Regions from separate parts of the Mus musculus genome. Here all the other regions are linked to region 1. A link is a loop called in an ENCODE intact Hi-C map of the cell type or tissue named here. Cell type or tissue: heart. All regions are shown on one strand. Region 1 overlaps Lipc (lipase, hepatic). Region 2 overlaps Lipc (lipase, hepatic). Region 3 overlaps Gm31872 (a long non-coding RNA gene). Region 4 holds the start of Gm32017 (a long non-coding RNA gene).

What was found. Hi-C counts contacts between places; a loop is a spot of excess contacts. Peaks named below come from ENCODE experiments on the same cell type or tissue, not always from the same donor. Only the 100,000 strongest peaks of a DNase experiment are listed, where the experiment ranks them.
Region 2: a loop joins it to region 1, with 1.9 times the contacts of the local background. A loop is called at or near these places in 4 of 42 quality-filtered maps.
Region 3: a loop joins it to region 1, with 2.0 times the contacts of the local background. A loop is called at or near these places in 9 of 42 quality-filtered maps.
Region 4: a loop joins it to region 1, with 2.0 times the contacts of the local background. A loop is called at or near these places in 4 of 42 quality-filtered maps.

The regions. Positions count from the first base shown.
Region 1 is chr9:70,839,684-70,847,683 of GRCm38, forward strand. The region is part of intron 1 of Lipc (lipase, hepatic); the gene reads right to left. Among named protein-coding and RNA genes, the nearest start is that of Gm32017, 70 kb to the right of the region's middle. In heart, CTCF peaks have their summits at 3,813 (motif pointing left) and 7,957; DNase peaks (open chromatin) are centred at 1,498, 3,018 and 3,138; H3K4me3 peaks cover 639 bases; H3K27ac peaks cover 4,579 bases.
Region 2 is chr9:70,921,527-70,929,526 of GRCm38, forward strand. All of the region lies in intron 1 of Lipc (lipase, hepatic), which reads right to left. All of the region lies in intron 2 of Gm32017 (a long non-coding RNA gene), which reads left to right. Among named protein-coding and RNA genes, the nearest start is that of Lipc, 9.3 kb to the right of the region's middle. In heart, a CTCF peak has its summit at 3,439 (motif pointing left); DNase peaks (open chromatin) are centred at 745 and 5,455; H3K27ac peaks cover 6,071 bases.
Region 3 is chr9:70,667,686-70,675,685 of GRCm38, forward strand. Gm31872 (a long non-coding RNA gene) reads left to right here. Exons shown (of 3, transcript XR_379591.4): 3 at 1-2,420. Among named protein-coding and RNA genes, the nearest start is that of Adam10, 7.3 kb to the right of the region's middle. In heart, CTCF peaks have their summits at 552 (motif pointing right) and 4,465; no DNase peak of the experiment used is centred here; H3K27ac peaks cover 886 bases.
Region 4 is chr9:70,910,524-70,918,523 of GRCm38, forward strand. The region is part of intron 1 of Lipc (lipase, hepatic); the gene reads right to left. It overlaps Gm32017 (a long non-coding RNA gene), which reads left to right and starts at 3,623. Exons shown (of 4, transcript XR_003948349.1): 1 at 3,623-3,632; 2 at 3,816-3,933. In heart, CTCF peaks have their summits at 147 and 4,537; DNase peaks (open chromatin) are centred at 58 and 4,928; H3K27ac peaks cover 1,303 bases.

The DNA.
Region 1 (8,000 bases):
GGAACTATCAATAGGGGTAATGTGGAATAAGGGTCTTTGCAGCTGTGTGGATTTGGGGCTGTGCTAAGTGACTTTAACATGGCTGCCTGCTGGCCAGAGAGAAGTTTTAAGAAGGAAGCTGCTTTAGGGGACCAATACCAGGCGGAGACTCTCAGACACAATGTCTTCAGTGCAAACTGCCCCAGTCTCTGCATTCCTTTATTTAGCATTTCTGGGTTTGGGAAGAAGTTCTGTCTATGGGCAGCTTTCTTTGTGCCCCTGTCCTGAAGAGCTTCTTGAAACCCTTGGTGTCCATGTGATGTTCCAGGATGACAGGAGACACATGGTCTGCTGTTCTGAACCCACTCCCCTTCTGCTGTGTTCTCTTCCCCTAGGCGTGATGGCTCAATATTTTCTGTGCAAATACATGCCATCTACTGAGGGTCTTTTGGTTAAAATCCATGGAATAAATAGGACGAGAGCCCTTGAAAGCCATGCCTTAGGTGGCCAGGAAATAATTGGTTAAACGGTCAAATGCAGTGGCTTGCAATGACTGGGTTTAGTGCCCATGCCCAAGAGCCTGTGCAAATCGTCTAGGGTCTGCTGTGGGAATGAGGAGGGGACACAGGAGTGAGAGGGCAGGTTCCCAAACTGCACACATGGTCAACCCAAGTGTTATTGACTTTGCATTCTAGTATTTTCTGCCAGAGAGTCTGCTTGTAGAAAGGCTTCCATGGCCAATATAGGTTCAAACGCACAACTCTACACACAGATACTCCCCTTAAATAAATAAAATATGATAAACCAAAGCAGGTGGAGTAAGATGACTCGGGTGCCTGCTCCCAAGCCTGATCCTGAATTTGATCCCTGGGACATCCATGGTGGAAGGAGAAAACAAACTCTTACAAGTTGTACCCTGACCCCCCCCCACCCCCCCACAAAAGCACTGTGTGGTACACGCATCATCCACCCCTGAAAAAAAAAAGTGAAACAAACAAAACCCACAGCCTGCCCTGAACAGGGATGTGCAAAGGTGAAACACACGTCTACCAACTCTGTTAGGGGATGCTGGAGCTAGAATCCATACTCCTGCTTGTTTGTTTCAGAATCAACCAGTTTCTAAAGAGAAGAATAAAAGAGATCAAGGGGCTAGCGACGGTGAAGACAGCATGAAGTCTATCTGCTCTGTGTCACTGAGGTGAGAGAGAGAGAGAGAGAGAGAGAACTTCAGATGTAAAGAAATGCATACTGGGAGCAAATGCTGCCGTGCCAAGAATAACTCAGGAGGAGACAGTGCAATCCCCCAGTCTCCAGTAAAATGAACTGTGTAATCAACACTGCTGTACTCTGTAAATATTCTATCCACTGATAAAGAACTCGGCAAATAGAGGTGGCGCCTGAGCACGGCTCCCAAAGCCAGAGAAAGTAGAGGAGAGAGAGGCTAATGGCTGTCAGGCCTGTCTCAGTGCCTGGGGCAACAGAGGAGCCTACGTTAAGACATCCTGTGCCTCACACAGACACTGTGTCCTGTGTCTGGCAGTGTCTGTGGTTCCTTTAAGTACAGCGCTATTTGTACTCACTGTGCACTTCCTGTCTGGACTGCCCTGGTCATCTAGCCTCTTAGAAAAATTCTGACTTAGCCAGAATCACCTGCAGGGCTGGAATCCACACCCACTTGGTTCCAGAGTCAACATTCATTTTTAAGGGGATAGAGCTTATTTATAGAAACATACAGGAAGGTATGACCATCCTAAATGTATAGCTCTGTGGATTTCTACCCATTCACAAGCCTCCTTCAGGATCGCGACAGAGGTCTCCATACCCAGAGGATGCCCTCAGTCGTCTCTAGCAATACCAGCACCCAAAACCACCACTTCCTCCTATCAATGGGAATGTGTTTCTTCTGTTCTTCAACTTTGTGTCAATAGAGTCACACAGTAGGTCTTTTGTGTCTGGCTGTTTTACCCAACACCTTGTGATGCTCATGTAAGATGTTGTATGTATACAGCCTGAACCTTGCCGCATTGGTGAGTCCTAGGCTGCCTTCCGGCACCAACACCTTCAGAGTGGCTAGGGTGGGGCGGTGGGTGCAGCAGTCATAGATGGAGCAGGCTGAGAGATGGGCTGAAAAGAGAGGGCTTTTTAGATCATGGCCTGGGCTTTACATTTCTTCCTTTCCTGCTGCTGAGTTCCCTGGGCCCAGACTGGTGGCAAAAAGACAAGTTCCTTTTCTGACTTTGTTCCTTTGTACAACAGAGCCAACCTCTTCACTGTGCTCTCTCAGATTCCTGGACAGCATTCTCTGGAATCAACCTTCCTATGCCTGGCAGTGAGGTTCCTTTAACGACTCACTTCCTGTCTGCTCTGCCCCATCATTAACCTCCAAATGAACTAGAATCATCTCCAGAACAGGAGCTCACACTCAAACCAGTTTCACCCAGATGGGGGCGTTTGTTTCTTCCTTACTATCCTGGTTGCTTTCATAGCATTATCTGAGGACTTAAAAATTAATATTATTATTTTGGAGACAGGGTTTTGAGTTTCTCAGTCTGGCTTCAAACTTGCTATATAGCAGAAGGTAACCATCAACTTCTAATCCTCCTGCATCTATCTACCTTAGAGTGTTGGATTACAGGTTTGCAAGAACACGCCCTATTTATACAGCGCTGGAGCTAGAGCCCAGTGCTTTGTTCATGCTAGGCAAGCACTCTACCCACTGAGCCACATGCCAGCTATTTCTGGAAGTACTTTTCAGTTGTTAAACACTTAGGGGTGGGGGCATGTGGAGTGCTATTTGCTTCTAGTGGGCAGAGGTCTGAGGTCATGCTAAGAACAGGCCTCCCCTTCCACTAAAGAGTGATGCAGCCTCGCATCTCAGTAACATTGTTGTTGGGAAACCCTGAGCATGAGTCATCATCAGGAAGTTGGTGTCTGTTTCTTTTCCTGATGCCAAAAGAGAAGAGGCAGGCATAATGAAGGTACTTTCATCCTGGAGTTAGAAGACCTGGGCTCAGGACTCACTTGCCACTAGCTAGTCATCTGACCTCATTTGAGTTATCCAGTCTCTGCAGGTCTGTTTCCTCCTCCTCCTCCTCCTCCTCCTCCTCCTCCTCCTCCTCCTCCTCCTCCTCCTCTTCTGTTGCTGGGCGCTGAGGTGCTTGTCACTAAGCCTGCAGGCTTCCTGTCCGGATCTCTTAGGGCTGCCTTCTATATCCTTATTTCATGAGATTTGACAGAAAACAGTGCCTGGGTGGACTGTGTGTAACGGCAGTGGAAGGATCCTTCCAGTCGCATTTCCACTTCCCTATGCGCTACTTCCAGGGTTATATCCTCACTCTTCCATCTGTGTGGGAAGGGAGCTCACCCACAAAGGGTGTTTCCTGAACTGTAGGCAGAGCTTCAAATACCCACAATTCCCATAGGCAGCAGTTTTTGACACTGGAACTTTTAGCCTTAAATTTAAATTCTTGTGAGACCTGTAAAAGGGTTTGCTGTGTGTGTGTGTGTGTGTGTGTGTGTGTGCCTAGTTACTTAAGAGGTTCAGGGCTTTATACCCTTCAAGGTGAGGCTATGGGAGGTTTTGATAAGACTAGACTAACAGAACATTGGTGAGCTTAGCATGCAGCGCTATGCAGTGTAGAGGACAGATCTCTGTAAGAACCAAGAGCCCTGCTGTGCCCAACAGGCAGAAAAGAAAGGGAAGAGAATTGGAGAGATGGCTCAGTGATTAAGAGCACTGGCTGCTTTTGCAGAAGACTGGGGTTTGGTTTCCAGTACCCACTTGGAAACTCACTACCTTAAACTGCAGTTTAAGGTGTCCAGTGCCCTCTTCTGGCTTCCATGGGCCCTGCATGCATGGGGTGAACATATATACGAAGGCAAACACTCATAAACATAACAGAATAATTGGGGAAGTTTGCTTAGTAAGTAATAAGAATGAGATGAGGCAGAAAGGCGATGGCTCAGTGGGCAAAGTGCTCGAGTGCCACACAAGCATTAGGACCTGAATTGGAGTCCCCAGGACCTAAGCACCATGGAACACATCTGTAACCCAGCACTGGGAGAGCAGAGAGACTCCTGAAGCTTGCTGGGTAGCCAGTCCAGCAGCATCAGTGAGCTCCTGGTTCAGTGAGCTCCAGGTTCAGTGAGAGGCCTTGTTTCAAAAGTTAAAGTGGAGAGCAGAGGAGGGAGACGCCTGAGATTTACCTCTGGCCTCCACACACGTGCGAACATACATGTGTGGGCACACCTGCACACACATGTGTGCACACCATACAGTTGTTGAAGGGAGAATTAGTGATGGATAGAGGTGGCTCGGATAGTTGGCTGTCATAATGCATTCATTATTGAATGGCATAAGTATTGCTGTTTGGAATCTGGGGACAAACTCGCCTTAGATGGAAGACTATTGCAGACCCATGGGACAATATCTTAATGGAAATCTCAAGAGGACCAAATTGTTCTTAAGTTACTTGATTTTAGGGGTGGCATTAACCCTTTTTAGTCAGCTGCCCTCCAATTCTACAGTTCAAAACTGTCTCGAAAATGGAGGAACGGCGTCCATATTTATTTTCTCACATATGTAACAAACAGCACAATGTCTCAATAAAAATGTATCTGTGGGATTCTTTTCTGGGTTACCTGTATGTTATGTGGCTTTATGTGTGTGTGTGTGTGTGTGTGTGTGTGTGTGTGTATGTGTGTGTGTATGTGTGTGTGTGTATGTGTGTGTGTATGTGTGTGTGTGTATGTGTGTGTGTGTGTGTGTGTGGTGTGTGTGTATGTGTGTGTGTGTGTGTGTGGTGTGTGTATGTGTGTGTGTGTGTGTGTGTGTGTGTGTGTGTGTGTGTGTGTGTATGTCTTGTCAGGCATTTTGCTTGTGCTATGACTTGGTTTATTTATTTTTTGTTACTTCCCATGCTCGGGAATCATTAAGGATTTTGGGTTTCAGTAGCCTTCTTTATTATTATTATTATTATTATTATTATTATTATTATTATTATTATACTTAGACATTTCAGTCACCTTTTCTTCAATCATATCTCAGTCCCTACCCTTTCTTTTCTAGTTAATACACACAAGGCCTCTTGGGCCTTCTCCCAGTGCTGTTGGTTTATTCTGCTCTGTGTTTCACTGGATATTTTCTGCTGTGATGGCAGCAGGTCCACCAATCTTCTCTTCTCCTGTGTCCGGTCTGTTGTTAACCTGCCCAATGTCTTGTTTTCTAGGAGCAGTACTTAGGTGTTTTAAGTTGCTCCCACATTTCTGCTTAGCATCCACACTCCTTCCCGCAGGTTCTTGATCTCAAAGAGATGGAACATACTTCTTGGGACTCTTGCCTTGGGTCTGCTGCTCAGTTGGTAGAGAACTTGCCCAACACCACTGAGGCCCTAAACTCCACTCCCAGCACTACATAAAAGTCGGCCCGGTGGTATATGAAACCACACACAGAACTTGGGAGGTAGAGGCAGGGGTATTAGAAGTTCAAGATCATTCTTGTCTCCATAAGAAGTTTGAGGCTAGCCTATGCTACATAATATCTCAAAAGAACACCACACAAAACCTCTTTATGTTCTTGCTCACCAATTTTGTTATTATTATCATTTCTAGTGTTGTTCAAGTTGACTGACCTTTCTTTTAATTGTGGGGTTTTGCCTTCTTCTTCTTCTTCTTTTTTTTTTTAATGTAATTTCTGTTTAGACACCACACTCTGAATTTTCTCTTCTTGGTCTTGGACATTGTTGAATGTTCTAAATATTATTTCTGGGTACAGTTACTTTACTTGGAAATGATTTGAGCCTTTCAAACTTTGTTATGTGGGACCAGAATGGCTTTAGCTTGGGACTCATGGTCCCCGGTCCTGAGGTGATAAACCTTGTGAATAGTCAGGTCTATCTATTCCAGTGCTTCCTCACCAATCTCTACTGGGCTGAAGACTCCAGGAACACTCTGCACCTCTCTGAAACTCCTTCCTCTGTCAGCGCTGCCTTTCTCCTGTCTGAACTCTAAGCTCTGCCTCTCTCTCCAAAGGGAGAGGCTGGTGGGCTGGGAACCCCCTTCAGGCAGCAAACTGAAAAAGAATCAGAGTGCTTTGTCTTTATTTCTCATCTCTCAAGGTCGCTGTCCTGTGTTGCTTGTTGCCCGGGGCTTGAAAACATTTCCCAGGAAATAATAAAAGCTGGAAGACTCCCCAGGAACATCTTTAAAGTTCAAACAGAGATGCACAGAAAACCCCATTGCTGCGGAGTCAGCTGTAAGTTGGTCGGTGCTGAGTTGGTTCTTAAAGCCTAGCTTGGTGCCAGCAAGGCACGGACAGGTGACAAAGAAGATAGACGTGCCACATGCATGTGGAAAAGCACTGGGAAGGAGAGGGACGAGATACTGGCGAGCCTACAGCAATGCCAGCCGCTCTACAGAAAGGGCCCACAGCACCTGACATATTTTATTCCCCCTTGGGGCCACCTCCTCATGCTATCTTTCTTCAGCTTAGTGATTGACACCCGAAGCCTCAAACTTCAGGTATTCTTGATCCCATTCCTCCCTTGTCAAACTTTGAATCAGTTTTCAACGCCTGTTCATTTTTGTCTCCAAAATATCTTCCAGTTTAACCCTACCTCGCCATTCTTATTCAGACCTCACTCAGACTCTCCCAGAAACCCACTATTTGACACTCAGAAAGGTACATTGCCCATCTGGCTCTGAATTTCCCTTTATGGACTGTATTTATATAGTACATATAGATCACTTTTACTTCACACCGATAAAGTTTGATTCTGATGAAGGTCTACCCAGAGAGGCACATGTTAAAGGTATGAGTGTGTCCTGACACCATAGCTAGTGTTCAGTATTTGCTGGGTGAATGAGAGATTTAAAGAGAAAGGGTTAGAAAGATGGCTCTGCAGTTAAGAGCACCTTTTATACTTTCAGAAGACCTGGGTTTGATTCCCAGCACCCACACAGTGGCTCACTCTAGTTCTACGGAATCTAATACCTTCGGATGCCCTCCACAGACACACTCACACATAAAATAAAGTTAATAAAATTTTAAAATAGGAAACCCATAAGAACTTGTATCTTTCAATAGTTAGGTTCCACCAAACACATACATCGCAGCCTCAAGTGTTTCTTCCTGTTTTAATTTGCATTTCGTTACAGAGACTTTAGAAACAAATACACAGTGCGTGTTTGTCCATTAACTTCTTTTATTTACTGAGCCAGATAGTTGCCCTTCCTACCTCTCTGTCTTACTCTCTTGTTCTTGAAGTGAGGGCAAATTAGAGCAGAATGTAACACTTGTTGAAACAATAGGAAACTCCATTTCTAGTGCGGGGTCGAAGCTCAGTTGGTAGAGCACTTCCTAACATGGATGGAGCCCTGGGTTCTATTCCCAGCAGCACATAAACCTGGCCACCGTGGCTCACATGTGAAAGTAAAGCACTCAAGAGGCAGGGGGATCAGAAGTTCGAGGTCATTCTTGGCCACTTAAGAGTTTAAAGCCAGTCTTTGCCACAGAAGACCTGATCTCAGAGAAACCAAAACCAAAAAGCAACCAACCAACTCACAAATGAACAAACAACTCAACTAACTAACTAACTAACTAACTAACTAACTAACCAAAGTCAAGGAAACACTTCTTGCAGCATCAACACTATTTCCAGTTTTGTGGAAGCTCCTCATAATTGTTTTAGTTTTAGTTTTTTTTTCTTTTCTTTTCTTTTTTTTTTCTATCTTTTTTGTTTGAGACAGGGTCTCACTATGTAGCCCTGGCTGAGCTAGAACTTGATATGTAAGGCCAGACTGACCATAAACTCAGAGATCTACCTGCCCCTGCCTCCGAGGTGCTGGATCTAAAAGCGTTCTCTATCACCCAGCCTCTTACTTGTTTTATTGAAATTTGTATTATTTAGAGTACAACGAAATGGAGGCCACCCAGCTTTAACAGGTCCACAGCAGCAGCGGCTCGGAAGGCTAAGCCGCTTGTTCCAACCACAAACAGGCGCCACACTCTCTGTGTTCAGCTG
Region 2 (8,000 bases), 82 kb after region 1:
TAGAAGTGACGGGCTCAGAGCCACCTGGACCAGCTGACACAGCTGGGACTCAGACCCCGGTGTGTAACTCCCACACCTTGTTCTTTTGGGCTTTCTGGGTTCTTCCTTAGGAATGTACATTTTATTTTGTTTTATTGTGCCTCAGTGTGTGTGTGTTCATGTGGGCACATGTATGTATTTGAACATATGTATATGTGTGAGCGTGTGTGAGTGTGTGTGTGTGTGTGTGTGTGTGTGTGTGTGTGTATGTGAACACATGTGGAGGTAGAATGACTGTCTTGATTGTCACCCTCAGAAGCACTGTCCACCTCTTTCAAAGACAGGTTCCTTCGTGGGCCTGGAGTTTGATAACTAGGCTAGGCTTGCTGGCCATCGAGTCTCCCAGATGTGTTGTGTCTTCCTCTCCAGCTCTAAGATTACAGCTGTGCACCTCCCCCTGCCTTATGTTCTGTGGGTGGAGCCCACATCCCTAGGCTCTTGAGGCAAGCATTATTGACGGAGCTCTCTCCCTAGACTTCATGTTTCATTTCTGTTGAGTTGGTTTCCCCTCGCAGAGTTGGAACTCAGAGCCCAGGCAAAGGTTCCCAGGGGGTGGGAGGAGCCCTTGCAGCCCCTGCTCTGTTCTTGGGCACTGGCTACCACTGGACTCCTTTTGAACTTGCCAGGAGAGGGTGATGACTGGCCTTGGACATTTCTCCTTGGCTGAGGCCAGGCTGGGTGAGCCTAGGCAACAGCCTGCCTGCAGACAGGCTATGTGGGAAGAACACCTCTCAAGGCAGGGAGAGTATGCTTTTGGGTTCACGCCATGCACACCCTTCAGGTTCTGTGCCAGAGGATGAGTTTTATCGTTACCCTCAATGTGAGCCAGATAAGCACTCCTCCTGGCTCCCTGCCAGCTCTTGCTGGAGCTGCCAAAGAGTCTTAATCACTTTGCCAAAAGGGGTTGCTGCCCCCCACCACCACCTCAATCCCCCAACTAGCTGCCAGCTGTGTGCCTAAGCTGGGCTATCGCTTTCCACATTGCCAGGAAAGGACCCTGTTTATGGGCCTACTGTTTTCTTTTCAACGCCATGTATGTGTCTAAGCCTCTTTTCTCCCCAGGAGTTGTTACAGCTCCAAGAAAATAAAAACATATTTATGACGTCCATAGTATCCCCACTTTGCAGTCCGGAACCCTGGCCAGAAGGCCTGTATTGCCTCAAATGACTCAAAGCACCTCAGATCTTGAAAACTGTAGATAAGTAGATAGGCTCTTTACAGTCCTACTTCAGGATAAATGAGGTCATTTGGGCCTTATTTAGGTGTAGACCCTGAAACAATGTAACCCATGCCCAGAGAAGAAGGAGAAGAAGAAAAAGAAGAAGGAGGAGGAGGAGGGGGTGAAAGGGGAGGGGGAGGAGGAGGGGGGAAGGGAGGGGAGAAGGAGAAGGAGGGGGAGGAGGGAGAGGAGGAGGAGCAGCAGGAGACTAGGGCCTGGAGAAATGTCTCAGTTGGTAAAGGACTGGGGTTTGATTCCCAGAACTTAGATTAAAAAATGAAAATAGGCCTGAAATATAATTGGAAATGGTCCAATCAGCGGGGTCTGATCAGCCAGCCTAGCTTACTTGGTGGGTTTTGGGCCAGTGAGAGACCTTTGCTCAATAACAACAAAAAAGGTGGATGGCATCTGTGGAATGACACCCGAGACTGTCCTTTGGCCTCGGTGTGCACGCACATGCATGAGTACCTGCGTGTACCCATATGCATGTACACCCACACCCATGGGAGGTGGGGGGGGGAAGATAGGACATAGAACTATAGCATGGGGTAGGGGGAGCTCATCAGAAAGTGGAGGAGACGACACTAGAGAAGCTGACCCCATGGGCACCTTGATCGTGAGTATCCCTCACAGTCATGAGACAATTTCTGTGCATAAGCCACTCACCCTATGGCTCTTTTTTATGGCAGTTCTAGTAGAGCAATACACTGAATGTCTAATGAGCATGCTGGAGTCTAGCATAAGACCTGATACACACACTGTGGGTAAGTTGATAGCCTGCAGTCATCCTGAATGTGGACTTTCCTACTATTCCACTGGCCATTTGGTTATGCAATTGTGGTGGATAGGTTGGTCCCCACCGTCCCTTCCTGAGAGGGTTCTTGGATTATTTTCCTGCTTGGGCAACTTCTCTTCTTGATTATGATGGTTAATATCAATGATCAACTCTGGGCATGTCTGTGCTGAGGGTTATTATGATAAGGTTAATTGAGATGTGAAGAACACCTCTGGTATCATTCCTTGGGCTGGGCTTGTGGGTTGTATACAAAGGAAATCCTGAACTGAGTTCAAGAATTCCCAGCTCTCTGCTTCTTGACTGGAGGTACAAGGTAACCAGCTACCTCCTCAAGCTCCTGTCACCATGATGCCCCCATCACAGGGGCTGAAACTTCAAACTGTGATCCCAAATAAGCCTTTTCTCATTTAAGGTGCATTTGTCAGGAATTTGATGACACGTCATCTAAAGTAACTAAGACACTGATAAATTCATTAATCTGCTTGCACCCTTTGTGTGTATGATAGTGGTGGCATGGGTTACTTAATTATGGGACAATTTCGAGAGTTGTTGCACTGGCAAGAAAGATACATTTTCTATGTTGTATGGATAATACTAACCCCATGAGGACCCAGATCAGTTCATAAACCTGAACCTAGAGGATTCTTGTGTTACGCCTTCTGGAAAAATCTTTGCTTACCTTAACACTAGCCTACAATGTCCAGCTTTGATCCTGGGCTGCACCTTCCTCTGAGATGAGTAGATTAGTGCTCACACCTTGTTCTGACTTAACTCTGGGGAGCTTAACTTTGTGGGAGAGGGGGAGGGACTGGGACTTTGTGTATGGATGGCTTTGCTCCTGGGCCACTGCTTCGACTTGTCATCCCTATGTGGCTAAGCTGTACATTAGAGGGTCAGAATATGTCCCAGGCTCCTAGGCACCGGCATACACAATAAGAGAAACTGAAGGCTAAGATGCTTTCACAGGAACCCCAGGAGACACTTCAGGAAAGTCCACACTGACTTGGAATTAGGAAGGCAATTTCTAGATTTGCTGAAAGGCTGGGAGGTTGAGTCAGATGGCTCTGGCTGTGACCAGTGACTTGACCACTTGTTAAGTGAGTTATTCATAGAGGATGACTTTACGACCCTGAGCTACCATGTCTCTGATTATAAAACAGGGTCAACTACTACTACTTCCCATCTATTAGGCGAAATGAATAGGTTCAGGCTTTGGATTCCTTAAAAAAAAAAAAACAAAAGAGTAGCTTTCAGGGCTGGAGAGATGGCTCATCAGTAAAGAACACTGGCTACTCTTTCAGACACCCTGAGTTCAATTCCTACTATCCACATGGCAGCTAACAGCCATCTCTAAGTCCAGTTCCCGGGTTTCAGACACCCTCTTCTGGCTTCTATGGGTACTGCACACATACGGGTCACAAACAGACAAAACATCTATGCACATAAAATAAAAATAAATATTAAAAAGTCCCTCAACCCAACACTGTGATTTTTACACATCTTGGCTCTGCTTCATTAAAGCCATATGAGAGCCCCCTCCCCCAAAGCATCAACTGAATTTTCCTCATCTGCACTGGATCAAAAACCGATGCATGTCTAGTCCAGAGAGTATTGAGAAAGAAGTAGTGTGACGGTCATTGAGTGCTTGTACAGTTCCTACAGAATCATGCCTTTGTCCTCTGAGTCTGGGAATCTGGAGCCACAGGCGGTTGAGTCATTGTAGGGCTAAGTCAGGGCACGAGGTCTCACGCTAGGCACAGAACTCTGCGTCTATGCTCTCCTTTCCTGGTCATGTGCAAGTCCTGAGTCAGGGAGGTGAACACTGTGGATCTCCTGGCACCGTGACAACCACTCAGTGACCAGGAGGACACCTAGGATGTCAGTGCAGAAGGGATCCTGCTTGTTTCTCATGGGACATTAGAGGTAAAGGAGTCCCATAGGCTGTGCTTGAGTGTGAAGAACTGTTAAAAGAGTTCAGAGATGTCACCTGGAGTCCTTTATGTGAGAGAGCACGAGAACAAAACAAGGGTTACCTTACATCCAGCCAGACCCCAAGACTCCAGCTGAGCACAGACAGCACCCACAGAGTGTAACCAGTGGGATGAGGATCCTCCATCTCTGTATCAGGACAGAGAGAGGGCTGTGGAGGCCACAGATGTCACAAAATCATACTCTCTCCTGACTGCCAGAATGTGCCATGGGTGCTCCTGTATCAACCTCAGCTCAAGACTTGTGGGTGTAGCTCAGTGGTAGAGGGTTGACCAGAAAGCCTAATGCCATGGCTTCTCTCCTTTGGACTGCAAACCTCAACTCAACCGCCAAACACCAACTCAACCTCTGTTTCATCTTCCCTCACCCGACCTATGAGGACCTATGAGATCACCATTGACTTAGTGTAGCTATTAGTCAATGATGATTACATGGCTGTAGATTTGTCTTCTCTTTTGATGGGATCCAGGCCAGAATTCCTCTGGTTTCCAGGCCTTCCTTAGACTCATCCACTCAGGCCCATTTCTCATAAGCAGCCTCAGCCCCATCCATGAGGCCATCCTAGGGCTCCCCTTCTCTGACTGAAGCCAGCCAAAGAAACTTCCCTTACACTCGATACCAGGGCCATCCCTAGAGGCCTTAGCTGGTGTGATGGTTAAGATCGCCAATTTGAATCACCCAGACAAAACTCTGGGCATGACCGCAAGGGACTTTTAGACTAGGTTAGTTGAGGTGAGAATCCCTACCCTAAATGTGGGTAGTGCCATCTACCCTTGGGTTCCAGACTGCATGAAAAAAGAAAGCGAGCTGAGCGCCAGCAGTCTTCTCTCTCCTTCCTGACTACAGGCCCGATGTCAGATGTCACTAGCTGCCCTGTGCTCCTGCTACCACGCTCTCCCTGCCACATGGCAACTTTGAGTCAAAATAAATCCCCCCCTTAAGTTCATTTTGTCAGTTTTTTTTTTCCCACAGAAATGAGAGCAGTAACTAATACAGTTGATAAGCACCAACATCTTCCAAGTGGGATGTTTGTGCCTGTCCAGTATTGTTGACAGGGTTACAGTAAAACCTCAGTGGGTTAACGCAGATGGGAGTGAGCGCTTCACTGTGAAATTGCTATTGATCAGTAAGTGTAGTGTAAGATTTGCACATAGCTCTCTTTTCCAAGTAAGAGATTTTTAAGATGGACGATTTCTGATTCGATACTGGTTAAGTTTCAAGGGAATCCCATGACTTAGGATTTGGAATAACAATGAACAAGAAAACTTCAGAGATCTGCCCAAAGCTGGAGTTTGCTCTGAAGAAAGAGCCAAACATTCGTGTGAGGGCCTAGGGAGACTGCAAAACTGTTGAGTTCAGGACTCCACCCATGCCCTTTCCTGCTGATACAGTTTCTCCCCAGAAGGGAGTGGCCAGGGTTTCAGCCAGGCTGGGAGATAAGGTTCTCTAGGCGTTGTGGAAGGCAGCTAGCAAGCTCTATCTCCCCTTCTCAAATGTCAACCTGCATCTGGGCAGCCCAGGCTCCAGGGTCAGAGTGAAGCTCTTGAGGGTGGATTGGGGGTTCTTGTTTCAGCTCCTTTCACTGTATCTTACTCTGGGCCAACCGAAGTCTCATGAATTCTCAATTTCATTCTCATTCTTCAAGTCATAACTGCTCATACGCTTTCCTTTTTCCTTATGATATTCTCTTACTTCTTTCCCTTCTCTACCCCTTGAACCAGGGGGCTGGAGAGATGGCCTAGCGGCTAAGAGCGCTGGCTGCTTTTGCAGAGGACTTAGGCTCATTTCTCACTACCCACATGTCAGCTCACACCTGTTTGCATTTCCAGGTCCAGAGGATCCAATGCCATCTTCTGGCCTTCTTGGGCACAGTCTGCACATTGTACCAGACATACATGCAGGTGAATAGTTAACACACACACACACACACACACACACACACACACACACACACACACACACTTGTTTAAAATGCCTTCTTAGCTGACCATTCTTGCCTCAGAATTCTCCACACAAGATAAATTTGTACACCTATCACGTTGTATTGAAATGGTCTCATAGTACTCCTCTAAGGGGCTGGACTCTTAGATTGAAGCTTTTTTCATAAATGAAATGGTGATTTTTGTGCTGACCTTGGAGCTCAGAATGCAGCAAGTAGTTAATAAATGTTATGATTTTATGTTTTATGTATGTTCCCAAATAAATTAGTAGTTTTTTTTCTCTCACTATGTTGGTTCCTCTTAGTACCAGGGAGTTGGAATGTCTGACATCACAAAGTTTTGCACAGTTGTGGGTGGCCAGGCCTCACACAGACCCTGCCCAACCCTGCTAATGCCCAGCTCATGTGAAAAATATGTCCTTGAGCAGATTTTCAGGGTTGGAAAGGAGTGGCCCAGAGCTATTGTGAGTTTCTCTACCCATCACCAGTGAGTCTCAGCCTGGAAGCTTCCCTTTAAGGAACACTTTCTTTTCAGCTTGCAGATGTTCTATTTTGGAAGAGCACATTTTCATGAACACCTTAAATTTAATATATATATGGAAAGTTGGGCCTATCAACGTTCTTTCATGTAGGGGAGGGCCTCCTAAGGCATCCTATAAGGATTTATAGATAGTTGGTTTCTGGGTGAAGGAAAGACATTTTCTTCCCTGTTATAGCCACTGACATTTTGACTATGGTCCTGTAAGTAACTTCTCAGCCAGCTGCTGTTAGAAACCTAATGAAATTCACTGGAGCATACACATTCATTCTCTCTCTCTCTGTCTCATGCACACACACACACACACACACACACACACACACACACACACTCACACTCACTCACTCACACACACATATGCACACACATACACACACATACACACATACACACACATGCACACACACATACACATACACTCACACTCACTCACTCTCACACACACTCACACACACACCCCACACACTCACACACACACACCACACACACACACACACACACACACACACACACACACACACCACACACACACACACACACACACACACACACACACACACCCCAAAGCATGACTAGGTGGGAAAATGAGTGGGGAGCAGCAGATGTGGGAGAAAGATAAGACAAGAAAAAAATGTAACAGTGGTGAAATATAATCAGCATACATTATATATTATATATGCATAAAATGCCCCTTGTAGATAAAAGTAAGTTGTATGACAGCTACTGGTGAGGGAGGTCAGTACACAGAAGCAATACATGCTGACTCCCAGCTTTTGAATTACGAGTTAGAGGTGAAGCCAGGTGTGGCAGTTTGAATATGCTTGGCCCATGAGAAGTGGCAGAATTAGGAGATGTGGCCTTGTTGGAGGAAGTGTGTCACTGTGTGGTTAGGCTTTGAGGGTCTCCAAATGATCAAGTTCTGCCCAGTGCAGAAGAGACCAACTCTCCTGGCTGCCTTCAGATCAAGATGTGGAACTCTCAGCTCCTCCTCCAGCACTATGTCTGCCTGCACACTGCCATGTTTCCCACCATGATGATGATGGACTGAACCTCTGAAACTGTAAGCCAGCCCCAATTGGATGTTTTCCTTTGTAAGAGTTGTCTTGGCCATGGTGTCTTTTCACAGAAATGGAAACCCTAACTAAGACAGCAGGTTTGCCTTGGGGGTTCTGTAGGAAGAGTTCACCTTGGAAGGCCAGAGACGAGGGCAGGTGGCAGCTCCTCCATAGACTGGGGTTCTGGGAGTCTCTACTCATGATGGTTAGTTTTAAACTGTCAACTTGATGCAATCTAGAATCACCAGGAAAGAGAATCTCTGACTCGTATGAGACCAGGAATCTTAATTAAAAGACACTTCTTTAATGTATGTATGTATGTATGTATGTATGTATGTATGTATGCATGTATGTGCTTGTGTGCATGTGTGCACACATGAGTTGGGATGCCTGAGGTAGCTAGAAAGGGTGTCTATCTCCTAGGG
Region 3 (8,000 bases), 170 kb before region 1:
ACTTGCTCCAGCCATTCACTCATTGTCAGAGTTTGGGTAGGTCAATTTATTTAACTTTAATTGTTACTCTTTGTAAAAGGAGACAAAAAAGAAAGAAAGAGAGGAAGAAAGGAAGAGAAAAAGTAAAAAGGAAGGAAGAAAAAGAAAATCAAAAGAGAAAGAATAATGGGACAGGCACTAAGGATATGACTCAGTTGGCAGAGTGTTTACCCAGCCTGCAGGAAGCCTTGGATTTGAACCCAGGTGTGGTGGTGCATGCCTATAATCCCAGGACTTGGAAAGCAGAGGCTGAAGAATCAGATTTCATGTCATTCTCAGTTACCAAAGGAGTTTGAGGCCAGCCCAGACTAGACATAAGACCTTGTCCCTAACCCCCCAAAAGTCAAGGGATAGCATTAGCCTAAGTGATTGATTTTATTATATTTTTGTTAGATTTATTTATTTACTTATTTATTTATTTTTATCTTAGTCCATAGTTTATTTCATCTCCAGTTTATCTGTATATCTGTGTCTATATGAGGGAATTTCACACATGTGCATTCCTTGCTGAGGCCAGAAGAGGGCATCAGATCCCCTGGAACTAGAGTTACAGGTGGTTGTGAACTACAAGGGTGCTGGGAGCCAACTTTAGGCCCTCTGAAGAGCAGCAAGTGCTCTTAAGCACTAAGCCACCTCTTCACTCCACCCTATGCTATATTGTTTTGTAAATTAAATGGCAACCCAAGGCAAACAATTTGTATATTTTGAACAGCCTTTCAATTGTGACTGGTGGTGTGGTGGTAATGAGACTCAAACCTAGGACCTTGCAAATGATAGGCAAGTGTTTTCCTATTGAGCTATTCCTCTGGCTCAAATTTTATTATTATTATTATTACTATTATTATTATTATTATTATTATTATTATATTGCTATCAATCTAGAAGCAATCTAGTTAGAAAGATAAAATGTGAGTATATAAAACAAAATGAAAACATGCCACTTGTAGGTAATATAAAAAGGGCTGTGAAGTGATAGGTTTTTTTTTGTTTTGTTTTGTTTTTTTCGAGACAGGGTTTCTCTGTATAGCCCTGGCTGTCCTGGAACTCACTTTGTAGACCAGGATGGCCTTGAACTCAGAAATCCGATTACCTCTGCCTCCCAAGTGCTGGGATTAAAGGCGTGCGCCACCACACCTAGAGAAGTGATAGGAATTAAGTCACAAATAATAATGAAATATCTAAACCAAAGCCAGGCATGATAGAAAATACTTGTAATCTCAGTACTTGGGAGATGGAGGCACAAGAATCAGGAGTTCAAGGTCATCCTTAGCTATATAACAAGTTGTAGGCTTGCATCAGATATGTGAGACTCTGACTGAAACCCCTTCACACCACCAAAAGTAAAAATACAGATAAGCATAAAGAGAAGCAGTTTGGCTGTTTGTAATAGTTCCCCAGGAGATTAGATTGTTTATTTATTCCATTTAATTTTATTTTAAAGTTTAAACATAAAGGTTAGGAGTGAAAGTCGGGGTAGGATGCTTGTCAGACACTTGTGAGATCCTGAGGGCAGGTCTCAACACATAAACAAACAAACAAACAAAACTAGAGCTGGAGAGATAGCCTAGTCATTAAAATACGTGTCACTGAGTTCAGTTTCTCAGAACCCCAGGTAAAATAGATGGGTGTGGCAGTGTGGGAAGGCAGTGATAGATAGGAGGAACCCTGAAGCCCATTGGCCAAGCCCAGCTAGCTGAATCAGCAAGCTCCAGGTTCAGTGAAAGACCCTATCTCAACGAATAATGTGGAGGAGCAGAGAAATGGCTCAGAGGTTAAGGGTGTTCCCTGGTTTTCCAGAAGATCTAAGTTTGGCTTCTAGAGCCTGTATCAAGTGGTCCTGGTTGCTCCACCTGTAACTCCAGCCCCTGGGAGCATGCACACACACGTTTACGATTGTTTAAATCTTAAAAATAAAGTGTTAAGTGATTGAGGAAGACACTTGATGTTGAACTGTGGTATGACATTCACACGGATATTATAAATAAATAAATAAATAAATAAATAAATAAATAAAATAAAAAATGAAATAAAGCAAAGCTTAGAAACAGAACCAAAGGCTTTATGGCAAGGGCAAAGAAGACATAGTTACTGAAAGGGACATGGTGATGAACAAGGTCCTGGGGATTGTTCTGATGCAAATGTGTTTGTCACACTGTGCTTTTGGTGGCCATCTCCATAGAGGCTCCTGAACAGGTGAGTGACCTGGTAGCTACCTGCCTGATCCTTACTGTGGCATGGTAAGTTGGCTAGCTGGATAGTTGACTGGTAAAATCACTTAGCGTATTTCTTTGGCAGGAGTGACTTAATCACGAAGCCACTTGTGGTCATGCTTCAGCTTCTCAAGTATTGATAATAAAGATGGGCTCATCAGCTTGATAACATCAAAGTCTACCTGAAGATCGTTTCAATAGTTTGTTTGCTTTTGTTTTTGAGACAAAGTCGCAATATGTAGCTCTGGCTGACCCAGAACTGGTCCTGACCCTTCCTCACTCTGTTTGCTCCTCAGGGATTACAGGTACACAACGTAACCATGCCTGTAATATTTAAAGACACATTTTGTAGGAATTTAGCTCTCATCCATTAGTCCTTGTGAGTTGGTAAATTCGGACAGCACTGAGAAACGGAGCTGGCAGGATGCATTAGTGAGGAAAGGCATTTTCCACCGAGCCAGATGACCTAAAGTCAATCTTCAGGGCCACACAGTGGAAAGGAAGAATTTAAGAGTTGTCCCCTGATCTCCACTCATTGACTGTGTCGTATCTTAACACACACACACACACACACACACACACACACACCCATAAATAAGCATTTTGTTTAAAGCCATGTTTGTGGTCCTTCAAAGCTAAGAAGTAGGACTGCGGGTGTGGCTCGGCGGTATCATAAAACATGTGCTTATCAAGCACGAAGGTCTGCATGTAACTCTCCAGCCCTTAAAACTCAAACAAAAAGTAAGGAGTAGGCTTTGGACCATGGCAACACATCTTTATTTAACAAAGAATTCTAGAGAGTAGACTACAAGATTCAGAGAGAAGGTTAATTCAGAGTTAAGGTTGGATTAGAAAGGATAATGTTGGGTGATGAGGAAGGACAGAGTCTAGGTAAAGGACACTTAGTTACAAAGTAATTGTTTTTCTAGTTTTAACTCTGTCATAGATTTTCTTTCCTTTCTTTTTGTAGATAAGTGCATACAATGTTTAAAAGTCGATTTTTTTTTTTTTTTTTTTTTTTGGAAACATGGTTTCTTTGTATAGTTCTGGTTGTCCCTGAACTTGTTCTGTAGACCAGGTTGGCCTGGAACTCACAGAGATCCACTTGCCTCTGCCTCCTGAATGCTGGGATTAAAGGTGGGTGCCACCACTGCCCAGCAAGTGGATAAAATATAATTGATAGTATATAAGCCAAAGCAAAGGTCAACAGCTTTAAAATGGCTACTCTAATTGTACAGAACTTCATTAAGATGTGTAGGCTTGGGGCTACATCAGCCTAGCTGGATGTTGTTGTGTTTTAGTTTGCAGGTTACACACACACACACACACACACACACACACACACACCCCTTAAGTTAGAAGCTTACTGTACTCCTTACTCTCTTTTCTCATTGCTGTGACCAGATACCTGGCAAGAAGCGACTTAGGGAAAGAAAGATTTATTTCGGTTCATGGTATGAGAGGTACAGCCTATCATGGGGAGGAAGGCAGGGCAGCAGGAACAGGTGGCTGGTCACGTGATGCCCTTAGTCAGGAAGCAGAGAGAGGTAGTGCTGCCGCTTCCTCCTCGCCCCCCTTTTATTCAGTCTGGACCCCAGGCCATGGGGCCCCAGCCCACACTTCCTTCCTCAGTTAACCCTCTCTGGAAACATCATCGCAGACACACCAAGACTTGTCTCCTAGATGACTTCAAATCAAGTTAAGTCAACTCTGAAAATGAACTATCACACCTGGTACATCTTCCTGTCTATAAAATGGATTACATCTATCTCACAGCATTGTTGCAGTGAATAAACAAGATTGTGTATATTAAAGTGTATATTAACATATCAGGGCTATTATTTGATAATCTGTGGGTATCTGTCCTAGTAACAGAATAAACGTTTGTAGAGTTTCACAACCATGATCATTGCCATTCTGTAGGTTTTCTGGTCCTCTGCCTTTGCCTTCAGGGTCTTGGTCCTGTTGATGTCAGCTGCCACGGTAAGAACACGAGAGTTTCCAGGAAGTAACGCATGCTTAATTGTAACAGAAGGCTAAAAATAAAAGGTGTTTTGGGATAAAATGTGATCGAGATTACTGGAGCCAGAGAAGTGTAAGCAAAATCTTCAAGGACTATTGGAAGTTGGTCTAGTTTCTGAAACAAAGGTCACACAGGCAATTTACTGACGGGAAAACTGAGTTCCAGAGTGACAGACGTCAAGCCCAGTCCAAAGAGGGCAGTCTTTCCTCAGTTCCTGACAAGCAAAGCAGAAGCATCTACAGCTACACAGAGCCATGGCTGTGCCTTGAAAGCTCCTAACTGTTGGATATGAATGAATAAGGAAAATTTTTTTAAAAAATCACTTCAAATCAAAGGAAAGGCGCCTGTGTCTAACATGGTTTCTGAGCCGTCAGCCTGTGCCCTGACCTTGAGAGGCTGGGTTAAAGCTGTGAAAAGGGGAAAGGAAACAAAGACAGAAAACAAGTTGGCAGAAAAGTGCAAGACGTTTTCAAGACTAGACAGACCAGTTTAACTGAATGGAGAGGAAAGAGAGGCCCACAGATGGATGAGGTGTGCCTGTGGAGGCTTTAAATTTTTCAGTAAGCTACTAGAAGTTTAGACAGGAAGATATTGTTTCTAGTTTTTGAATAGAGTACTCAAATTTAGCCTATATTCGTATTGAACTTTAGTAAGTTTGTGTTGGACATGGATATACTGTACTGTGTGGCTCTTTCTAAAACTCCTATAATATGTGAGTCACACTTGTCTTTGAGAATTAGGGAGAACGTGGTTATAATTCAGTATTACAAATGCTTGGCTAGATGTGACAGCCCCTGAGTTCACTCACACACACACACACACACACACACACACACACACACACACACACACAAACACTACATAAATAAGCATTTTGTTTAGAGCCATGTTTGTGGTCCTTCAAAGCTAAGAAGTAGGACTGAGGGGTGTGGCTCGGGCGGGGTGGGGGGGTGGGGAGAGGAGAGAGTATGAGAATATTTGATTTTTTTTTCAGTTTGGGGATCAAATCCACTAGGTTCCTATAGTAACCAGGGCTAAGTATTTAAATAAACATTACAATTTTGTAAGTCTATATTAGAGGTATATAGATGGTAATTCTTTCTAGTAGAGAAGTTAATAAGGATTTGAGAAGAGGGAAGAAGCCTTAGGCATAGGGTTTCTATTGCTGTGATAATACACCATGCCCATAGGCAGCTCGGGAGGAAAAGGTCTATTTCACTTATACGTTCACACCACAGTTCATTACTGGATGAACTCAGGGGAAGAACCTGGACGCAGGAGCTGATGCAGAGGAAGAGCTCTGCTTACTGGATTGCTTTTCCCATGGCTTACTCAGCTAGCCCTCTGAAAAAAATCCAGGGACTCCAAGCCTGGGGTGGTGTGACCAACTCAGCTGGGCCCTCCCATATCAATCCTCCATCAAGAAAATATACCATAAGCTTGTTCCTTCTTCCAAAAGGACCTTAGCTTGTGTCAAGCTGACTCAAAACCCAGCCAGTACACCATATCTCCATTCTGTCTCCGTGCATTTTAAAGGAAATGGATACCCAGTCCCCACCCCCACCCCAGTGTTGGGAATTCTTATGTGTGCTAGGCAAGTACTGTCACCTCTGCGGTTGATCTATATCCCCAGCTCAGACACTGGTACTTTTAAATGCCTGTAGTTGTAAATAGCATATTTCATTAGTCTCTAAAAGTGTATTTAATGCATTCCCCCTAATTCTTCTTTTACATGAAAAGTAAAATTCTAACCAAAAAAGTGTATTGAGAAATGAATCACTGAGCCTCATTCTGTAGAACATGTGGGAGAGACACTCCTTCTGGAGGGTAGAACATGTGCAAAGGTGTTGAAGTGGGAAGTGGTGTGTGTTTGGGAAACTAACTGTTGTTGAACGGCGGCACATTGCGCTGATTAAAGCCAGCCTGTTCTCCAGACAAATTGAACCTTGGCGGTTGGCTCTGCCACTCAGGTTTCTGACTTAGGGTGGATTACTTAAGTTATTTCAACTTCCATTTCCTTACAAATGTCAGCTCCTGTTACTCTGATTTTGCCCTTGTTTCCTTCTATTTTACTAACTCCTCCACCACCACTGGTGCTAAATTGAACTTAGGATCTCATGTACCCCAGACAAATCTCCACTGAGTTGCATTTCCAGGGAAGAAAAGGAATGTGTAGCTCAATGTTATAACTCTACACACTAGACCCTTGGACCAGTTCTCAGGTCTGACAAAAACAGACTTGATGACCTATTAGGATTGGAGCTTAGAAGGTTTGAGGAGGTTGAGAGCGGTTGGGTAAATTGGAACTTATTGAGTGCAGTGTAGCTGTATAACACCAGGGGAGAGGTAGTGAACAAATATCACATGTAATTATGATAGAATCATCTAGAATTCTATAATGCTTACTATATGCTATGTATTTGCCTTGGTGCTTTACACTTGTTTTTAAATTATTTACTTATTGATTGATTGATTATATGTAAGTACACTGTAGCTGTCTTCAGACACTCCAGAAGAGGGCTTCAGATTTCGTTATGGATGGTTATGAGCCACCATGTGGTTGCTGGGATTTGAACTCAGGACCTTTGGAAGAGCAGTCGGTGCTCTTAACCGCTGAGCCATCTCACTAGCCCCCTAAATTACTTATTTTTACTTATTTAACTTTTGGTTTTTCAAACAGGGTTTTTCTGTGCATCCTTGGCTGTCCTAGAACTCTGTAGACCAGGCTGGCCTCAAACTCAGAGATCCACCTGCCTCTGATTCTTGAGTGCTGGGATTAAAGGCGTGTGCCACCACTGTCCTGCTCTTTTACACTTATTGATTTATTTAACTCTGGAGGCAATCTGTGGTAGGCAGCACTATTCTCCAATTCTGCAGATCAGAAACTGAGACCCAAATGTCCTTTAAACAAGGGATTGACTTTATTATTATTTTATGTGTACAGGTGTTTTGCTTGTATATGTGTCTGTGCACATGTGTTCCTGGTACCCCCAGAAGCCAGAAGAAAGTGTTGGATCCCCTGTTATTAGAGTTATAGACTGTTTTAAGCCACCACATGTGGGCTGGGAATCGAACCCTGGTCCTCTGAAGAACAGTTAGTGCTCTTAAACATTGAGCCATCACTCCAGCCCCGTAGACTTTAATCTTAGCCAAGAGCACATGTTTAGGAAAATGATGTGACTATGCTATAGATAGGGCTGGGGCTTGGGACAGAGGTCCAAGAAAGCTAGCTGACTATACGCTAAGAACCAGAAAAGAATCCAGAACAAGGCAAACCCCAGGCTCTGTTTACATGCAGTTTACAGCCTAATCCCAGACACAAGAGGGTCATAAGAAGTAACCAAGGAAGTGAAGGATAAGAAACAAAACCAAGGGCTGGAGAGATGACTCAGCGATTTAGAGCACTGACTGCTCTTCCAGAGGTCCTGAGTTCAATTCCCAGCAACCACATGGTGACTCACAAATATCTATAATGAGATCTGACGCCCTCTTCTAGTGTGTCTGAAGACAGCGACAGTGTACTCATATAAATAAAATAAATAAATCTTTAAAAAAAAAAGAAAGAAAGGAAAAAAAAAGAGAGAAACAAACCCAAAAGATCAAATTCTAGGACGGATCATATTTAAGAGGTAAAGAGAAGAAAGCCTTAGGGAAGTCAAAGAGAGAAACACAGCTCAGTGTCAGGAGGAAAGCAAGGAGAGAACAGAGCCCCAGAGAACCCTGGGAGA
Region 4 (8,000 bases), 71 kb after region 1:
ATTCCAGTCCCCACATCCTTGGGGAATACTGGGATCCTTTTCGGCCACAGAAGAGGAAGCAGCCAGAACATGTGCCAATTTGGGGGGACGCTTGTTTGCTTTGGATACATGCAAAAATCTATGCATGCAACTAACAAAACACGAAACCATGAGACACCTGCTCCTAGTGGACTTTTGTCTCGTTTACTTGACCTGGTTCTAGGAGTGGGAGGAACTTCCTCCAGAAATCACCAGCTTCCTGAAACCTGGAGCGAGCCCCGGCTTTTGATGTATTTTTAGCTTTAAATTAGATTTATGTAGCTATGGTTAACTCTCTAAAAGAGACCCTCAGATCGGGCGTGGTAGGGGGTGGTGGGAGGGAAAGAAGTCATTTTTTTTCCTGAAGGCAAGGCAAAGATTGTGTCATCTGAAGTTAGCAAAAGACTAAAATGTAATGTCCTTGATGTCACTCCTGCCTCAATGAACAGTATCCATGCAGTCTTTTTGAGGACACATGTATTGCACATGCACATATGTGCATGAATACATGCACACACACACACACACACACACACACACACATGAGAGGAAGAGAGAGAGGGAGAGGGGAGGAGGAGGGGGAAGGGAGAGGGGAGAGGGAGAGGCTGAGCCCCTTTCTGCCCTCTGGGAAAGGTGAATGGTTAGGAGTAAGGAGCAGGGACAGCATTACTCAGGGACCAAGGCAGGTGGCACTGAGTATGTAAACCCCTCGGCAAAGGCTCACTGAGTCTGCTGGGAGCAAGAAGGATTCAGCCTCTAATCTTTCTTGCCTGGAAAGGGGCTGTAGGCTGTTGCTTATAGCTGGTGGGAAGCTGGCCTAAAGCCAAATGCAGCCAAGGTGGGTCACCGGACAGGTTTGGAGGCAGGAAACCATGTAGGAGACAGCCTTTGGATAGTGTTGTCCTGGATGTTTTGACTTGTGGGAAAGAGCCAGGGATGAAGACAACCTCTCTGCTGTGGATTGCAGCGTGAGTGGTGCACACACATGACAACCTGCCTGGCTTTTCCTTTCACTGCGGGAGGTAGGAGGCACGGCGGGGATGCTCCGCTGGTGCTTTAACTGTAGCCCACGATGACCTTGCTCAGGCTGCTCCCAAACCTCGGTCATTTTTCGAACTTCACATTGGGAGAATACTTTCCAGAAGGTTCCATGAGTCTGTAGTAGTTAAGAGAGAGAGCCCCAGCAGAAAAAAAGTGCTCATTTATTCTGTTTGTAAAGCTCTCGTGTTACTGGGGACAATGAAGATGGTCAACCTTTAATTTGTTGTTGTTATTCAGGTCAGGAAAGTATATTAATTAAATCTCTTGCTTTCTGTGTCCCTGACCAGAGAAAGCATAAGCCAGCCTATCCTTGATACTCCAGGGGGCATATAATTTAAGACTGGCAATGTGGCCTTTCCACAGAAGGAGGTATAGAAAATGCTAGAATAACTAGCTAGTGTTGGTGGCACGATGGCCCCTCGGGCCCAGGACACAGAGGAAAAGTGATGATGTGAATCACAAGCAGAGAGGTGCTTACTGCAAGATGCGAGGGCTCACCTTCCAGAGAGTTTACTCAAGGGTCTGTGGAGGAAATGACTAAGACCCTGCTTCTTAAATCCTTTGGTTACCAGACAGGATCAGCTGTCTGGTTTGGGGGAAGAGAAGATAGAACAATGAAGGTGTCTGGTGTTGAGTGATATGGTCTCAGTCCGCCAAGAATCTGTGCAGAAGTCAGCATTTGAAGGTCTTCACCTGCTAATAGTTAGGAAGTCGACACGGAGAAAAATAAGTCCCACCCTGGAGACAGCACAGGGCATATCGCAGCCTAGTTGTCTTGTAGGCGTTAGTGCTTTCCAGGGGTGGATCTGAGGAAGAATTAGAGTCAATTGGTTCTCTGTGCAGCCTGCTACACTCTCTGAATGCTGGGGAAAGAGGGGCCAGTTCAGGGTGTCCTCTCTGTTGGGACGAGTTTTTACTCAGGTCTGCATCCTTGGGCATCTCTCTCGAAGTCATTTGTTTTCATTTTCTTATTTGTAAAATCAGTAAATTGGAAAAGACATTCACTAGCTCCATTGTAATGTTCCAGTTCTTTGCACAGCACTTGGTATTAGACCCTCCTCCAAAACCCAAACCAACCAACCAAACCAATACCAACCCAAGCAAAAGAGCCAATCAATCAATCAATCAAACACTATGCCTCTCCAGTTGGTAAACAGTGATATAAAGTCACAGCCACAGCCACAGCCACAGCCAGTCACAGCCACAGCCACAGCCACAGCCAGTCACAGCCACAGCCACAGCCACAGCCAGTCACAGCCACAGCCACAGCCACAGCCACAGCCACAGCCACAGCCAGTCACAGCCAGTCACAGTCACAGCCACAGCCACAGCCACAGCCACAGCCACAGCCACAGCCACAGCCACAGCCACAGCCACAGCCACAGCCACAGCCACAGCCACAGCCACAGCCACAGCCACAGCCACAGCCACAGTGCCTCTTGCTTTTCCTGATTTACGCTGCCTATGTGAATGTATAAGGGGCACTTTTACACACTAGTATTAGGGGAGAGGAGAGAAGGAACCTACTGAGTTACTGGGTAGGAGGCAGATAAGGGGCCATGAGCAGTGCTACCCCCTGTGCGTCTGTAGTCCTTTGAAGAGAATGTGGTGTCCCTTGTCACCCCTTCACCTACCCCCAGTACCTCCCTCCAGGAACCTCTGGGCTGCATCTGCCCAGATGTGCCTGCCACTGGCTTTGATTTCACTCAGGTTTGGCTCAGTGCTCAGTACCCTCCATATTAGAAATGCCTTTTTGTGATTATCGAATTAATGCACAGCACTTAGGAATGTACAGACATGCATCAAGAAGCACGAAAACAGCCTCAGGTATAGTTCTATTCCCCAGAGCAATTGACAGTTAAGCACATTTTCTCTTAGACTATTTCAACTGTTTCCTCTTAATGTGAATGTACATTTTGTAACTTGTTTGTTTGGATTTTTTTTTGGGGGGGGGTCAACTTGATAGCATGGCCCCCTGACATTCACCATATTAGCTTTTACTTTATCCCTCCCTGCCTCCCTGTGCTAGCCTTCTTCTCTTGGGACCTCTAATCATGTCTTCAAATTCTAACCTACACTCGCTTGCCTAAAGTGCATCAGACCCTTCATTTGTTACTGTGAATAAAGTTTTATTAGAACATAGTAACACCCCCTTGTTTATTTATCTATTGCCCAAAGCTGGCTGTGTGTTACAATGGTAGAGCCTCGGGACCTACAAAAGCATTTACTCTGGGACTCTCATGACCCTTGTTCTAATAGTCAACCAACAGTGAATGAAGCATAGATCTGTGGCATTTCCGTTTCCATGGAACAGATGCCACTGTTGTCCTGGGTGCAGGGGTACATGCACATAGTCTCAGTGCTGGGAGATGCCAAGGAAGAACTGAAGTTCACAACCAGTTTGGGAAACAGCGAAACCTCTCAGAAACCAAACAGGAACAGGAACCAAAATCCCACCACTTTCTACTGCTTTTAAATGAACCAAGTAGGGCTGGGTGTGGGTGGGCACATGCCTTTAATTCCCACACCCAGGAGGCAGAGACAGGCAGATCAAGGCAAGCCTGGTCTACAAAGTGAGTCCAGAACAGCCACAGCTCTATTACACAGAGAAACACTGTTTCAAAAAACAAAACAAAGCAACAAACAAACAAAAGTAACCATGTAATGTTATCAGACACAGTAGCTTTTATTTTGGAGGACAGAGGCTTACTATGTAACCTAGCCTGGCTGTGAACTTTCAGTCTTTCTGCCTTCAGCTTCTCCAAGTGCTGGGATCACAAGTGTGAGCCACCACACCTGGCTTGAGAAGAGATGGCCTTCAGCAACACTGGAACGGAATGTTTCTACTCTACACCATGATCAACAAGGATCGAGGTGAGAGCAAAATACAATGCAGTGATAGGAACCAGGCGTTTGGGGTACTCATTGCTGCTGCTTCTAACATAACTTAGTTCATTTTAAGCTTTACAACTTGCTGTGTTTAAGTCAGTCCATGATGCTCTTGTAATTTTAGCACCTGGCTGGGTGGAGGAAGGAGGCTTTGCGTATAGATAGAGAAAGGAAGCTACAACTCTAGCCCAAGGTCCTGGTCTAGCTGGCTGCAGTCCTGGGGAAGCTCTGATCACGAGCAGGACAGGAGCCCTATAGTCTTAGGCTGGAAGTGGACGGCTCTGAGCACCAGGGGCCCTGTTCCCCAGGAAAGAGCTGGAGAACCACACTCTGCAGAGAAAGATAACTGTGGCCCTCCACCCACTACACATGGAACGGAGTCATTCTCGAGGAGCCACCAGAGGCACAGATGGAGCCCTGACCTCTGATGACCTGGGTGGGGTATACCATGGAGTGGGAGTATGACAAGATCTGGCCGGCCAGCTGTTCACCTGCTGGCCTTTCTGCTCTGGAAGTGCCGATGTACAGTCCCACGACTCTCTCTGGAATGGGCCTGGCCAGCTGAGGCCACCTAGGGGCCATCTGACTTTGACCCTGGGAAGGCAGTGGTCAGGGCCCATAGGGTGTCTCTGAAGAGGATTGATTTGAATCAGGTGGCATTTTCACTGAGGGAATCCTAGCTGCTCAGTGGACTTGAAAACAGGCTTTGCTGCGGCTGGTGGCTAGAGACTCATCCCCAGCTGGGAGACAAATGTGGCTGAGGCATCTGCCTCCAGCAGTAGGGAGAAGGCAGCTGCTCAGGCCCATGGGGCGGGGTTCCCATCCCGATGTTACTTGTGGTCTATGTGACTTGTGCCTTGGCTTTACCCTCTCAGTCTGCCTCCTCATATGTTGTCTCAGGATCATCCTGAGGGTGGTGGGACCGTGACAACATGTTACAGATACTAAGTGTGAGCATGTGAGCATGTGAGCATGTCCCAGTGGTGTAATTGGTTAGCATACAGTACTTCTACAGATGCCAAGTGTGAGAAGGCAGGCAGCAGGTTGCACCATGGCCTCTGTTGAAAACACCAAGTGTTAACAAATGCATGCTCTCTGCAAAGAGCTGCCAGCAATTACAGCCAGATCCTTCTGACTCCAGGCCTCCTAAAGAAGCAGGCCTTGTTAGTGTCAACACCTTGTCCGGTGGAGATTGGAGAAGAGGGAGTAGGAATCACTAGGGTAACAATTTCCATCTCTCTTTCCTGTAGTAACTTTGCTCTTGAGGTCAAGCTCAGGGAGCTAGCAGGGTGGGTTTCCTGGAGGAGGCAGAGAGTGGCCAATGGCCCTAAGCTGGATGTTTACTGAGGGGTCTAACCTTTCCTAGAATATCTTGATTATGTGTATGAGTGTGTATCTCTCTGTGGGTCTATACATGTGGGTGCAGGTGCCTGTGGAAGACAGAGGTGCTCTAACCCCTGGATCTGGAGTTACAGATTCTTTGTCATGGACTGCATCCCTTCTTAAAGAGAGAGACAGAGCAAACCCTCTTTTAAGTTGCTTCTTGCAAGGTTTTGGGAAACAGGAGAAAGTCAGGTGGTGTGGAAGAATCTCTACACACTGTCACCCTGGCCACCCTGGCCTGAGGAGGGTCTGGCTTCTCCTCCATTGTTCCAGAGCCTTAGAGAACACGGGAATGTCTGAGCGAGAGGGACAGCAGGCTGGGGCTCCTATCACCAGCAAAAGCAGAAAGAAAGAATCAAAACATCTCCAGAGAAGGAACGTTAAGACTCCCCACCCCCACCCCCACCCCCACCCCCATCCCCACCCCAGCAACCCTCCTCAGAGATTAGAAAGCCGCATTTATCTTTCAAAGTAAATAGCGGATCAGTCCCAAGGAACAAGGGGGACTTTCAAATAATGGCTAGCATGTGTTGATATTGACAATGGCCCATAAATCTCAATTTCTCTCGAAGAGAACGTTGGGTGGCATTTTAATTCCAAGCCATGGAATGAGGAAGGAGAGATATTTACCTCTGCTGTGGGTCTTAGTGGAGCATGCTTAGAAACACAGCCCGATGAGCATGGAGCTAGGCACTAATTGATGGTCTCCAACATGCTTCATAACACCCCATTATCTAGACGAGGAGCACGACAGCAGAAACAGCTGAGCCTGGTGCGCTCAAAGATGGGCTTCTGAGCAGCCATCTAGGAAAGACCAGGGCCCTGGGGAGCCTCCCCAGCACGGCTGATTGTCCCTGTTCCCCTGGTCCCCAGCCCTGGCTGACAAACCCACTGCCCTTCCGTGTGCTCACTGAATGCTTTCAAGCAGCCTTGCTCCCTGGGGAGACCTCTGCTTCTCCCCTCTGCAGTTCTCCAGGGTGGACAAGAAGCCTCTTCACTTAATAGTTTATGATTGCGCTGCAGATAACTGACTCTTTCCCTGGTCTGCCACTGGGAATGGACTTTTAGTTTCTACTTATTTACTGGCGCCAGACATCCCGTGGAACGTCTTTGTGTATATCATCTCATTAACCCCAATTTACTGTGCAACTTTGGACTGCTTGTCCTCCTTCAGCCTGACTCTCTCCTCTCTGTATTCTGGAGCGAAGGACCTGAGGTCCAGGCTAGGTCTCCTCCCCAGGGGCTGATGGGTTTTATTTATCTTACTTCCCAATACTCAGTACAGGGTCTAGTTCAAAGTCTACTCAATCAATGTGTAGGTAGTTAGGAAGGAAAGAGAGAAGTCCGGAGAGTGAGCCCCAGATACTTGGTCTGGACTAAAAAAAAGGGGGGGGGCAGAAGTTCTGAGAGTGTATATGCATGAGGGTGTTTTGTCTGTGTATAATAGTGTTTATGTATATAAATGTGTGTGTGTGTGTGTGTGTGTGTGTGTGTGTGTGTGTGTGTGTGTGTGTGTGTGTGTGAAATGAATGCTCTTTGGATGGCTCAGTGGAAGCTGGAAGAGGGCTTTGGGGATTTTGTGTCAGAGAAGAAAGCTGTGAGGAGTCCCTGGCTCTCTAAAACGAGTCTCTCAGGGTCTTATGGTCTTCTGGTGACAAGCTTTGGGCCATAGCTCATAGCTGAAACTGACAGTGGTAGTGTCTTACAGTGCATTGAGAAATTGTTAAAATGGCGTGGGTCTGATGGGGTAAAAATAATCACTGGGCACTGCAACAGGCCCCAGGGAAAGCAGCCCCAAGCAACTGTCTAGGCCCTACCTCCCCCCTGGTGGGTTCCAGAGCCTCTGCTTGCTTGCAGCCCCACTCTAGCCCCAGCCCCTGCTGGATAGGTTTCAAAGGCTGGCCTGGCCAACTCCCTCCTGGTTTTCCTCAGTGTCCTGGAGAACTTGGTAAGACGCATAAGAAGTGTGGGGAAGAGTATAGACCTTGGAGCCAGGTAGACCTCAAGTCAGACTTTTACTGTGATATTTCATCAGTGATGCCTCGTAATTAGGCTGTGTCAGCTCTAGTTTCCTCATAGTTAAAAGGAGAATAAAAAAAATCCTTTGGAGAGGACATGAAGTGGGAAGGGGAAGGCTTGGAGGTATCCGAGAACAACAGGAGGGACGCATTGGAGTGGATATGATTACGATACAATGTCCACAGGTATTAAATTGTCAAAGAATAAATAAAAGGCATTTAAAATTATCCTTTTACAATTGCTGGGGTTTGCCAGTGGCTTGGCCTAGTTCTAGATTCAGTGTGAGACCATGTCTCAAGGGAGTAAGTCAGGGATAGGACATCTGATATCCTCCTCTGGACTCCAAACATTTCATAGGCCACATACCTGAGCACCCACATGTATGTACGGTGTATGCACGCGCGCACACACACACACACACACACACACACACACACACACACTTCTGCCCACTACACATACACAAATCTTTTATAGACTCTAGGTTGTTAGAAGAATGAAGCTCATGTAGGTGCCAGCACAGCCATATTAAAGTCTTTGCAGGTGGCTTTGAATTAGGGGGTTGAGTTTTATTTATCTCTGTATTTCTTCCTTTTCCCTGGCTCCTCCTATGCTTCCGTGCTACCTGGTGTCTACTAGTGGGCCTGATC